Regions from separate parts of the Mus musculus genome. Here region 2 is linked to region 1. The links are chromatin loops, found by intact Hi-C in ENCODE. Cell type or tissue: heart. All regions are shown on one strand. Links, peaks and the distances in the headings refer to the core of each region. The heading gives the core; the rest is flanking DNA. Region 1 holds the start of Pif1 (PIF1 5'-to-3' DNA helicase). Region 2 holds the start of Kbtbd13 (kelch repeat and BTB (POZ) domain containing 13).

Region 1 (5,371 bases), core at 311-5,310:
ATGAATCAATCTAATCATTACAACAAAACAATTCCCAAATTTCACACACACACACACCACAACCAGGGATGTTGGCATCATGTATTCCTAGCTCTTAAGAGGCATAGGCAGGAGAATTGCTCGTATAAGACTACCCAGGGCTGTATCATAGCATGTCCTAGGCCAGCCTGAACTCTCTAGCAAGACCCTGTCTCAAAACCCAAAAGAAGCTACAGGCAGAGGCAGGCAACTCTCTGAGTTCCAGGTAAAGTTAGCCTACAGAGTGAGTTTCAGGACAGCCAGGGCTACACAGAGAAATCCTGTCTTGAAAAAACAAAACGTGAGTGTGTGTGTGTGTGTGTGTGTGTGTGTGTGTGTGTGTGTGTGTTAGAGAAAGAGACAGACAGAGACAAGGTACAAATGTGGAGGTCAGAGGACAACTTAGAAGAGTAGGTTCTATCCATCCATCCACCAAATGGGTCTGTAGGATCAAATTTAGGTTGTCAGGCTTGGTGGCAGGTGCCTTTAACTGCTGAACGATCACTTGGGCTCTACGGTAAAGTTCTTTTAACCTTTCTGCATTATATTTTCTTGAATATTTTCATAATAAAATGTTAGGGCACAAGGGTCTGAGAATAAGAATTATAAATTTGGGCTGGAGAGATGGCTCAGTGGTTAAGATCACTGACTGCTCTTCCAAAGGTCCTGAGTTCAATTCCCAGCAACCACATGGTGGCTTACAACCACCCGTAATGAGATCTGATGCCCTCTTCTGGTGCATCTGAGGACAGCCACAGTGTACTTACATATAATAATATTTAAATCTTTATATTTAAAAAAAGAATTATAAATTTTTGGAGGCAGAGGCAGGCAGATTTCTGAGTTCAAGACCAGCCTGTTCTACAGAGTGAGTTCCAGGACAGCCAGGGCTACACAGAGAAACCCTGTCTCGAAAAAGCCAAAAAAGAAGGAAAGAAAAAAAGAAAGAATTATAAATTTTTATCTCAGTAAATACAGAGTTTTTATGTGATGTTGTGAATAGCTTTTAAATTTTTAATATTTATTTAAACATATATGCATATGCACACACATCTATATGTTCATAGAGTTTTTCCTACATGTTTGAATGTGTGTACCAGAAGGTGTTAGATCTCCTGGAACACAAGGTTGTGAGTCACTGTACTAGCTGAAAACAAATGGTCTTAACCTGTGAGCCATTCCTCCAGTTCCAACGAAAACATTTTCAGGATTAGAGAGATGGCTCAGCAGTAAAGAGCACACATGGGTCTTGCAGAGATCTCCAAGTCCCAGACCCCACGTGGTGGTTCACAAGCATCAGTTTCAGGAGGTTCAACAGGCACACAAGTGGAGCACATGCAGGCAAAACATTCATACACATAAAGTAAAATAATTCTTAACAATTCTTATAATTCTTATTTTGAATATCAAATTTGAGGGCTGTACACTCTGATCCTCAGCGCTGACTGGCCACAGTGGTAGATGCATGGAATTGTAACATTTAGGTGGAGGCAGAAAGATCAGAAACTCAATGTTATGTCCCTGAGAGTAGCAACTTAGAGATATTTGAGGCTAGCCTTGGATATATGATATCTTGGAGGGAAGAGGGGGAGGGGAAAGAAAGAAGAAAGAAAGAAAGAATGAATGAATTTAGTTTGTAGTGGCTATTATTATCTGTAAAATGAGGTGACTGGACCCACCCAGAAGATCCCTTCCAGCTATGTAATTTCAAACTTCAGTGAAGGAAAAATAATAATTAAAAGTAAGTTTTCAAAGCTGGATCTTGTCAAGTGCTTATAGTCACAGCTATTTAGGGAGCTGAAGGAGGATCCCTTAAGGCCAGGAATTTTTAAAACCAGCCTACACGGATTTCTGAGTTCGAGGCCAGCCTGGTCTACAAAGTGAGTTCCAGGACAGCCAAGGCTACACAGAGAAACCCTGTCTCGAAAAACCAAAAAAAAAAAAAAAAAAAAAAAAAAAAGCCTATAAAATGTAACAAGGCCCCAACTGAAAAAGATAAATTCTCGGAGTGGTCAAAGCAACCAGAGGAGTAAGAATTCCCTGAGAACAAGGACTAACTGGCTTCCTTTATAACCACTGGACATCTGTAGTCTCAGCAGGGTAAAAGACAAGGGGGCAGAGAAGGGCAAAGAATTAGGGAACAGGGAAGCGGACTTGGCTGGCCCAGGGAATGACCTGAACAGGAGCCAGTGGTTCGTTCTGTGGGTGGGAACAGGGTCTCCCCAAAGCCAAGCACAGTCATGTGGTGGTGGTAGAATGAGAAAAGCAGACAGCGTAAATTGAAGGGTTCTCAAATCTTTAGAGCCGCCTTGGGTAACAATACGCCACGCGCCACGGAGCCGCAGCCCCATCCCTACCCCACCACGCCCACTCGTGGAACTCTAAAACGCACCCAAGACCAAACACAAAAAGCCTGCTTCTGGTTAACTGTCCTCAGAGAGTTGGAAAGACGAAGAAACGCCGGCCCGTAGACACGCCCCCGCCCCTGTCCCTGATTGGCTAGAGAATTTAAAGACCAGGCCGGTGATAGGGTGGTTTTTCTATTCCTAGTATTTGAATGTTCTTCCTGCTGAAGCTTTCTGCCGGCCGGTTCAGATCAGCTTTTTCATCTGAAAGCAACGAGTCTATCGGATCCTTGAGGTGGGAGGCAAAGAACGCGATTATTTTAGTGATCCTCGCTGGGAGAGGTACAGATTCGTGGGTCAGACGGAGGGACAATGGATTCCTGGGCCTGGAGGTTCCAGACATTCCCTAATCATTTACCCTTTCCAAAGCACTGGAACCACACTGACCCTGATACCTACTAATTGGTTATTGAAGGGGGTGTGCAAGTCTCAGCCTGTTTTCACTTCCAGCCAGTCTCTTTCCCATCGCCCAACGTGTGATTATTGTTCTGCTTCCTGGGTAGAAGTCCCTAACGAGTCCCCTGTTGGCCTGGGTGAGTCTCCTCAACAAGCTTCTTTTCTGAGCAGGAACACCTTTCTAATGTGGACATTGCAGGACAATCGCTCGCGAATCCTAAGTGCATGTGACCCCACCTTCCAGCAGCAGAGGACGTTTCTCCTCGCTCCAGAGTGCTTGGAATATCTTGGTGGCACCTTCTGTTACCAGTGACAACCTGTTGACACTAAGAGGTCTGGACAGGATTTCCCGTCACCGCAGCCATACCACCTATTACATCTCGATTTTCTGTGACTTATGCGCTCCGGTCTCTGCACGCCTGCAGAGGCATTGGAGATGCCTTCTAGCACAGAGGCGGCGACCGATGAATGTGACGATGCGGAGCTCCGGTGCCGGGTAGCCGTGGAGGAGCTGAGTCCTGGAGGGCAACCTCGCAAGCGCCAGGCCCTGCGCGCCGCAGAGCTGAGCCTAGGTCGAAACGAACGACGTGAGTTAATGCTGCGACTGCAGGCACCGGGACCCACGGGGCGGCCACGCTGTTTCCCGCTACGCGCCGTGCGCCTCTTCACCCGCTTCGCTGCGACTGGGCGCAGCACGTTGCGGCTCCCCACCGATGGAGTCCCTGGAGCTGGCTCAGTGCAACTGCTCCTCTCCGACTGTCCCCCGGAGCGCTTGCGCCGCTTCCTGCGCACGCTGCGCCTGAAGCTGGCGGTTGCCCCTGGGCCGGGACCCGCCTCTGCCCGCGCACAGTTGCTCGGCCCGCGGCCCCGAGACTTTGTCACCATCAGTCCAGTGCAGCCAGAGGAACTGCAGCGTGCTGCAGCCACCAAGGCTCCAGATTCTGCGCTGGAAAAGCGGCCAATGGAATCCCAGACTAGTACGGTGAGAACCAAAAAGGGAGTGTGGGCGAGCTATTATTGAGGATCGAAGAAACCCTGGAGGCCCAAGGTTGGGGGAAGATAGTCAGGAGTATTAAGGAGACAGCTGGTGATTTGAAATGCCCATCGTACCTTATTTGAATATGATGGTGAGGTGTAAATCATCCATGCTTACCCACCAGTAAGTCCCAAGATTAGATAAGCTGAGAACAGGAAACTAGGATCCTGGCCACATCCAAAGAAATAGCGGCGGAGGAGACAAGACAAAAACTTAGAGGAAAGAACGGGTATTAAGTCCCAGAAGAGAGGAACTTTGGGAAATAATAGAAAGGGATCAGGGGCAGGCAATCGTCCAATCACCTGAGGAGAAAACCATCAGGTGGATCTGACGGAGCTTTTAGATTCGATCGGGTGTGGTCACCAATCTAAGATGCCTGACACTGAACTGATGAAAAGCCAGAAATGAAGTCTGGTATCTGTCGGGACTAAGTTCGGATGACCCAAGCCTGCTCAAAGTTCCAAGTGACGTCAAGAGCACAGCAAAGGGCTGTTTTGCAGTGCATACAGACCAAGCAGCATGGCAGGAGGTTCTGACACAGCCCTGTTCCTCCCAGGAAGCTCCAAGGTGGCCCCTGCCTGTGAAGAAGCTGCGCATGCCCTCCACCAAACCGAAGCTTTCTGAAGAGCAGGCCGCTGTGCTGAGGATGGTTCTGAAAGGCCAGAGCATTTTCTTCACTGGGAGCGCAGGTAATAGAGCAGGAATAAGGTGGTGGGCAGCCCTAGGGGGGAGCAGGCAGGCAACTCTGACTTTGCCTACTACCCAGGGACAGGAAAGTCCTACCTGCTGAAACATATCCTGGGTTCCCTGCCCCCTACTGGTACTGTGGCCACTGCCAGCACTGGGGTGGCAGCCTGCCACATTGGGGGCACCACCCTTCATGCCTTTGCAGGTAAGTGTGAGCCCTTGGGCTTGGGGTAAGAGCAAGCCAGACCTGTGGCAAAGGAGGGAGAGATGAGGGGGGCTGGGATTTCAGCCCAGACTGAATTGCGTCACTCATAGGCATCGGCTCAGGCCAGGCTCCCCTGGCCCAGTGCATGGCCCTGGCCAATCGGCCAGGTGTGCGGCAGGGCTGGCTGAACTGCCAACGTTTGGTCATTGACGAGATCTCCATGGTGGAGGCAGACTTCTTTGACAAGTTGGAAGCTGTGGCCAGGTCAGTACGGACGGCAAGGGCAGTCACTGAGACCTGAGTCTGGTTATTTCCTCCAAGGGGTTTGCCCACCGAGCATCCGTCTCTAAAGCACTCCCTGCTCCCATCCAGAGCTGTCCGGCAACAGAAGAAGCCATTTGGAGGGATCCAGCTCATCATCTGTGGGGACTTCCTACAGTTGCCACCAGTGACCAAAGGCTCCCAGCAGCCTCAGTTCTGCTTTCAGGTACTGGTCACACCCTAACCCTGACCTCTGCTTGTGGGGGACTTACATCCCGATTCTGATCCTATGCTTGTGGGGGAGTCTCCTCTGATCCCTGACTCACCCCTGTCCTTTCCCCACCAGGCCAAGAGCTGGAGGAG
Region 2 (5,371 bases), core at 202-5,201, 190 kb before region 1:
GGGCACAGGGAACCCCTGTAGCCGGCTGTGGCAAGTCCGCCACGAAGCTCCAGCAACCTGTGGCGGGATCATAGCACTCCACGGAGCTCATGGGTGTCCTCTGGAATTCGCCACCAATGGCATAGAGGCGGCCTTCGAAGCCAGCCAGCGCCATATCATAGCGCGGTTGGTGAGGGCTGGGGAATTCGCACCAGGTGCCACCCTCTGGGTCGTAACAGAAGCCTAGCTCCACTACTTCCTTGCTGGCACCACACACGCCACCCACGATGTAGAGCTTGTTGCCCAGGGTGGCCACACCCGCCAGCAGTGTGCTGGCCTCCAGGGGCAGCGCGGCCAGCGTGCGCCATGCGTCCTCTTCCTCGTCCAGGAAGCACATGGTGCGCGACGCATCCTCTAGGAAGCCCGGTGTGGGCGTGTGCGTGCTCACCGCCACGTAGGTGCTGGGTCGCAGCGCCGCCACGTAGGCTCGGGCCTCGGGCAGCTCCAGTTGTGCCACCAGCTCGTGCGACCCGTCGCGGATGAAGAGCGCAGCGCTGTGGAGCACGTCGCGCAGGCCGAAGGCGGCGGCCGCGTCGCACAAAAGCGAGCAGTTGTCCGACGTGACGCTGTGCTCCAGGAAGCGCGCGAGCGCGGGCGCCTGCAGGAACGCGGCGCACTCCACCGCCTGCAGCAACTCGTCCTCGGCCGCCAGCGCCGGCCGCTCTCCGCGCAGCACCCGCAGCGCCGTGCGGAAGCCGGAGGCGCTCAGCGCGCCCAGGCGCACCTCCGCGGCGCGCGCCTCCCGCATGCCAGAGCGGAAAAGCCCGCGGAAGAAGCCGCAGTGCTCCACCAGCAGCGACTGCTCCGCCTGGAAGAGTTGACCGTCCACCCACACCTGCACTGGGACCTCGGGGCCTGGGGGCATGATGAGCCAGAGGGGTGGAGGCTGCTGCCGCTGGGGGGCCTAGATTTGCCAGGGGCCACTGACTCTGGGGCTACCCCGGGGCGGGGAGGGGAAAAAAAAACTTCCCTGGGGGTTATAAATACCTTCCTGGCTAAAGATAGGATCTGCTCATGTGATGTGGCCCGCAGGCTTGGATAGCCTCCGAGCCCAGAGGGCATCTGGACACCTGTGTGGTCATTCAGTTCCGTTAAGAGACTAGTGACAGGGCCGAAGAGATGTTCAACAGGTTCTTGTCTAGAAGCCTGGTTGGCTTGGGTTCAACCTAGAACCTACATAAAGGTGGAAGGAGGAAACCCCCTTCACAAAGAGGACTCTGACCGCTGTATTCACTGGCGTTCATCCCACCTCCACAGAGACACAGATAACTTTTTTTTTTTTTTAAAGAATGAATTCCCACTGTGTTGTGGGCCTTACCAGGCCTGCTTTTAAAGATATCGTATTTAACTGACACTGTACTAAGCTGTATATACAACACATGTACCTCCTTGGCTCTGTTTCCTCGCCTTTAAAATAGGGCAAATAGAAACATCTACACACAGTATTAGGACAAATGCCATAAGGGTTCTGGATGAGGCCTGGAGAGTTTATATGACTTGGCTAAGGTCTTTCCGATGAGGACAAGCGTTCATCAGCTCAAAGGAGTGGGGAAGGCAGGTTGAAGGGAGAGACCAAAGAGGACCAAAATAAATGGGCAGCCTAGGAATCTCAGATATGTCTATGCTTATGCTTGCTGGATAGCCCAATCTATACCCCACTCCCATTTTGCCTGCATGTATGTAAATGCATCACAGACATGCCCTGGGCTTGAATACTGGAAGACGATTTCAGATCCCTTGGAAATGGAATTATGGGAATGGAAAAGAAAAAAGAAAAGAAATTATGGGAATAAAGTCCTGTCCTCTGGATGAAGAGCAAGGGTTTGCTCTTAATGTTGAGTGGTCTCCGCAGTTCCATCTCAACCTCTTTTTGAGCCCTTTCCTTTCATGTAACAGAGCATCCAGTGAGCCCTAGAGGTGGAAGTTGCCCCTCTCTTGGAATGGAAATGGGAAGCTAGTGTTGGTTTTCACTTGCCTGACCCCTCTGTGGCTGCCACTGTGGGTGATACGTACTTTGACTCCTAACCCTTGCGACATTCATGAGTAGTTACTCTGGCCCTCTGCCCAATATCCTTGGTGAATAGACAATCTCCACTTACTTCACAGCAACACTGTGAGCTGGATTTCTTCTCTAGATCATGTCTGATATATCCTAGGCTGGCTTCAAATTTGCTGTGCAGTAAGGATGAGCCTCCAACTTCCATCTCCCAAGTTCATGTGCCACTATGCCCAGTTTACGTGGTGCATGCTAAACAAGAAGTTTGCTTGCTGAGCCACACCACACAGCCCTGAACTAGATGCTGCTAACACCCCCATTTGCTAGATAAAGAGGCTAAACTAAGAAAGGGTTTAGCCCACGACCAGCAGGTGGCAGACTTGGGGCCAGAATGCAGCCAGTTTGTGTATGTGCCTTAACCGTGCTGCCCTGGTCCCTCCTGGACAGAATTCAGGGCAGTGAAAGGAACCCCAGGTTCACGAATTCCCAAGAAGACCTGGTGAAAAGTGTGAGAAAGAGATCTTGCCCAAGATCTTGCAGCTTGGGACAGACAGCCCCAGGCTCTCCTGCAGCCCTGGTACTTTTCCAACTGTCCACAGCTTTCCTGGTTGACCATCTAATACTCGGTCCCAAGATGTCAGATGAAAAGGAGTTTGATGACTGCCTTCTCCTTCCACTTCACTCTGGGGACCAGGCTTTGATAGGATGGTGTATCTGTGTGGGAAGTGTTCATCTGGCTCCTGGTTTGGGGATGGTGGTGGAACAGCTATGCATTACCAAAAAGGCAGCAGGAGGAGGGTAAGAGACTCCTCTTCCCTGTTAGGACACAGACATAGACCCCACAGATAAATCTGCAGACCCACAGCAAATGTGCTTCCCTTAAGGCACACTCTAGTTCACCCCATCAAAACAGGCCTGGGGTGTGGGGACCACTTGTGTGAGCCTGGGAAGCCGGAGGCCTGGAGGACACTGCCAGAAATATCTCAGATGCTCTGCCCCAGGGACCAGGCAGGAAGAGGGGAAGGAGATGGGGGTGGGGTGGGCAGAAATCCCGTGGGTACTATCCCAGGCCCTCTGCCAGTGTCTCTCCTTCCCTGAGACCAGACATTGGCTGGAAAGGCCCAGAATGTTCCAGGCAATAGGTATGACAACCCTTTCTTGGGGACAAGTGGACATTGCAGTGTCAGCTCTTTACCTGTATCCTTGTTAGGCCTTAGTGACAGGCAGAGTGTCTGGGAGGCGTCCAGATGAAGGGGGCTTTTCCTCAGTGTGGGACTTGACTGAACTGTCTACTGGCCCTATAGGCTATTCCCCCTCTAGACTGGCATCATCTCTCTACCTGCCTAGCCTTGCCTCAGAAGGGAGAGGGGCTAGAGAAAGCAGATTGTCAGGCCAGGGCTGCTGCATAGCTGCCATCAGCTAGCCTGTTTCTGACACCTAGCAGAAGACAGGCAGAGCCAAATAGAACCACCATCGGCTTCTACTAAGAGCAGGAGGCAAAAATCACAAAACCCTTCTAGACTGACGCTTATTCTCCAATCCATAACCTCCCAAGTCAAGACCTCTTGAGTGGGTGGAGGCTCATGCACACACCCTGTTTCCACCTTCCACAGCCTGATGATGGGGAGGGGTCCACATAGGGTAGAGATCATGGTTCTGCATCTGAGCTGAGTGAGGCTTTGCCCTTTGGTCCTACCCTCAGGGCCCCAGCTGGTGGTGTGTAGAGCTGGGAGTTTCCTCCTCCCAGATCCTGAGTGGCCCTCTGGGAGATGGAGAGGACAAGGAACCGTCTTGGCTGAGGGCAGCCCACAGAGTTCCCAGGCCCTGCCTGATCCTTGTCTGACCTCTAACAAACCCCCCTCTCCAGTTTGCACTCCCCACACTGAGAGAGATGGGGGTAGGGACAAAAGGCAGGCAGGCATCAGGCTCTGAGCCTTGGAGGAGCACAGACCTAAGCCTTATTCGTATCTGCAGCTACATGGTCAGCACCCAGTAGGGTCTTTACCACCCCTCCTTTTTTTTTTTTAAATTAAAAAATGTTTAAAAGATATATTTAGTGGCTGAAGAGATGGCTCAGTGGTTAAGAGCACTGACTGCTCTTCAGGAGGTCCTGAGTTCAAATCCCAGCAACCACATGGTGGCTCACAACCATCTGTAATGAGATCTGATGCCCTCTTCTGGTGTGACTGAAGACAGCTACAATGTACTTACATATAATAAATAAATACATCTTTTTAAAAAAAAGATGTATTTATTTAATTTTTAAAAAGATTTTATTTATTTTATGTATGAGTACACTGTAACTGTACTTACATATAATAAATGTACTTATATATAATAAATAAATACATCTTTTTTTAAAAAGATGTATTTATTTAATTTTAAAAAAGATTTTATTTATTTTATGTATGAGTACACTGTAGCTGTCTTCAGACACCAGAAGAAGGCATCAGATCCCATTACAGATGGTTGTGAACCACCATGTGGTTGCTGGGATTTGAACTCAGGACTTCTGGAAGAGCAGTCAGTGCTCTTAACCACTGAGCCATCTCTCTAGCCCTATTTATTTAATTTTTATGTGTATGAATATTTTGCCTGAATGTATGTATGTGTACCATATGAATGCCTGGTGCCTGCAGAGGCCAGGTGTCAAATTCCCTGGGACTGGTGTTACAGATGGTTGTGAGCCACTAGGTGGGTGATGGGAACCAAAACTGAATCTTCTTTTAAAAGAACAATACGTAACTGCTCAGTCACCTCTCTAGCAGGGTCTGTTCAGTGGAATCCTGAACCCCAACCTATTGGAATCCCTAGTGAGCCACGGGAAATCCAGATTCTGTCCCAGAAGAGCACTGCCTGATGGGAGGAGACAGACATAACTCTTGTCTTGGGAGAAAACACCCTATGGTCTGATGGTGGAGCCTCTTTCCAGCTGTAGTGAAGACAGTACACGGGGCAGGGAGTACCTTGCAGCTCCTGGAGTTGGGAAAAGGATGCTTACCTGGGCCTTCAATGCTCTGTGGCCACCAATTTGCCAAAGCTACACAGCCTCTCCAGTCCTCAGTTCCACTACTGTGGAGTGGGATTTGCCAATGACTTCTAAGGTTCTACTAGGTTTTGATATTGTGAAGCACCACAGAGCAACAATAGAAGGCATGTTGTGCTGTGACCCAGGAGAAGATGCCACAGAGTTCCCAACAGCTTAGCTTTATGTGCAATTGCTTGTGGGTATCTTGGCACCAGGAAAGACTTACAAGTCCTACACTCCTCACCTGTTCATCCCTTACCTACTTTGCACATCTACTGAACACTGGCCGCATGCCCATTGCTGGGCCC

What was found. Hi-C counts contacts between places; a loop is a spot of excess contacts. Peaks named below come from ENCODE experiments on the same cell type or tissue, not always from the same donor. Only the 100,000 strongest peaks of a DNase experiment are listed, where the experiment ranks them.
Region 2: it touches region 1 in a loop (2.9-fold over the local background); 1 of 42 quality-filtered maps calls a loop at or near these places.

Annotation. Positions count from the first base shown.
Region 1 is chr9:65,584,594-65,589,964 of GRCm38, forward strand. It overlaps Pif1 (PIF1 5'-to-3' DNA helicase), which reads left to right and starts at 2,581. Exons shown (of 12, transcript NM_172453.5): 1 at 2,581-3,801; 2 at 4,412-4,544; 3 at 4,622-4,747; 4 at 4,858-5,011; 5 at 5,120-5,234; 6 at 5,355-5,371. The coding sequence starts at 3,256. In heart, for the core only: no CTCF peak of the experiment used is centred there; a DNase peak (open chromatin) is centred at 2,508; H3K4me3 peaks cover 3,006 bases; H3K27ac peaks cover 2,602 bases.
Region 2 is chr9:65,390,749-65,396,119 of GRCm38, forward strand. It overlaps Kbtbd13 (kelch repeat and BTB (POZ) domain containing 13), which reads right to left and starts at 904. Exons shown (of 1, transcript NM_028974.1): 1 at 1-904. The coding sequence starts at 904. In heart, for the core only: a CTCF peak has its summit at 2,403 (motif pointing right); DNase peaks (open chromatin) are centred at 1,013, 2,443, 3,053, 3,813 and 1 weaker place; H3K4me3 peaks cover 1,081 bases; H3K27ac peaks cover 1,023 bases; H3K27me3 peaks cover 2,187 bases.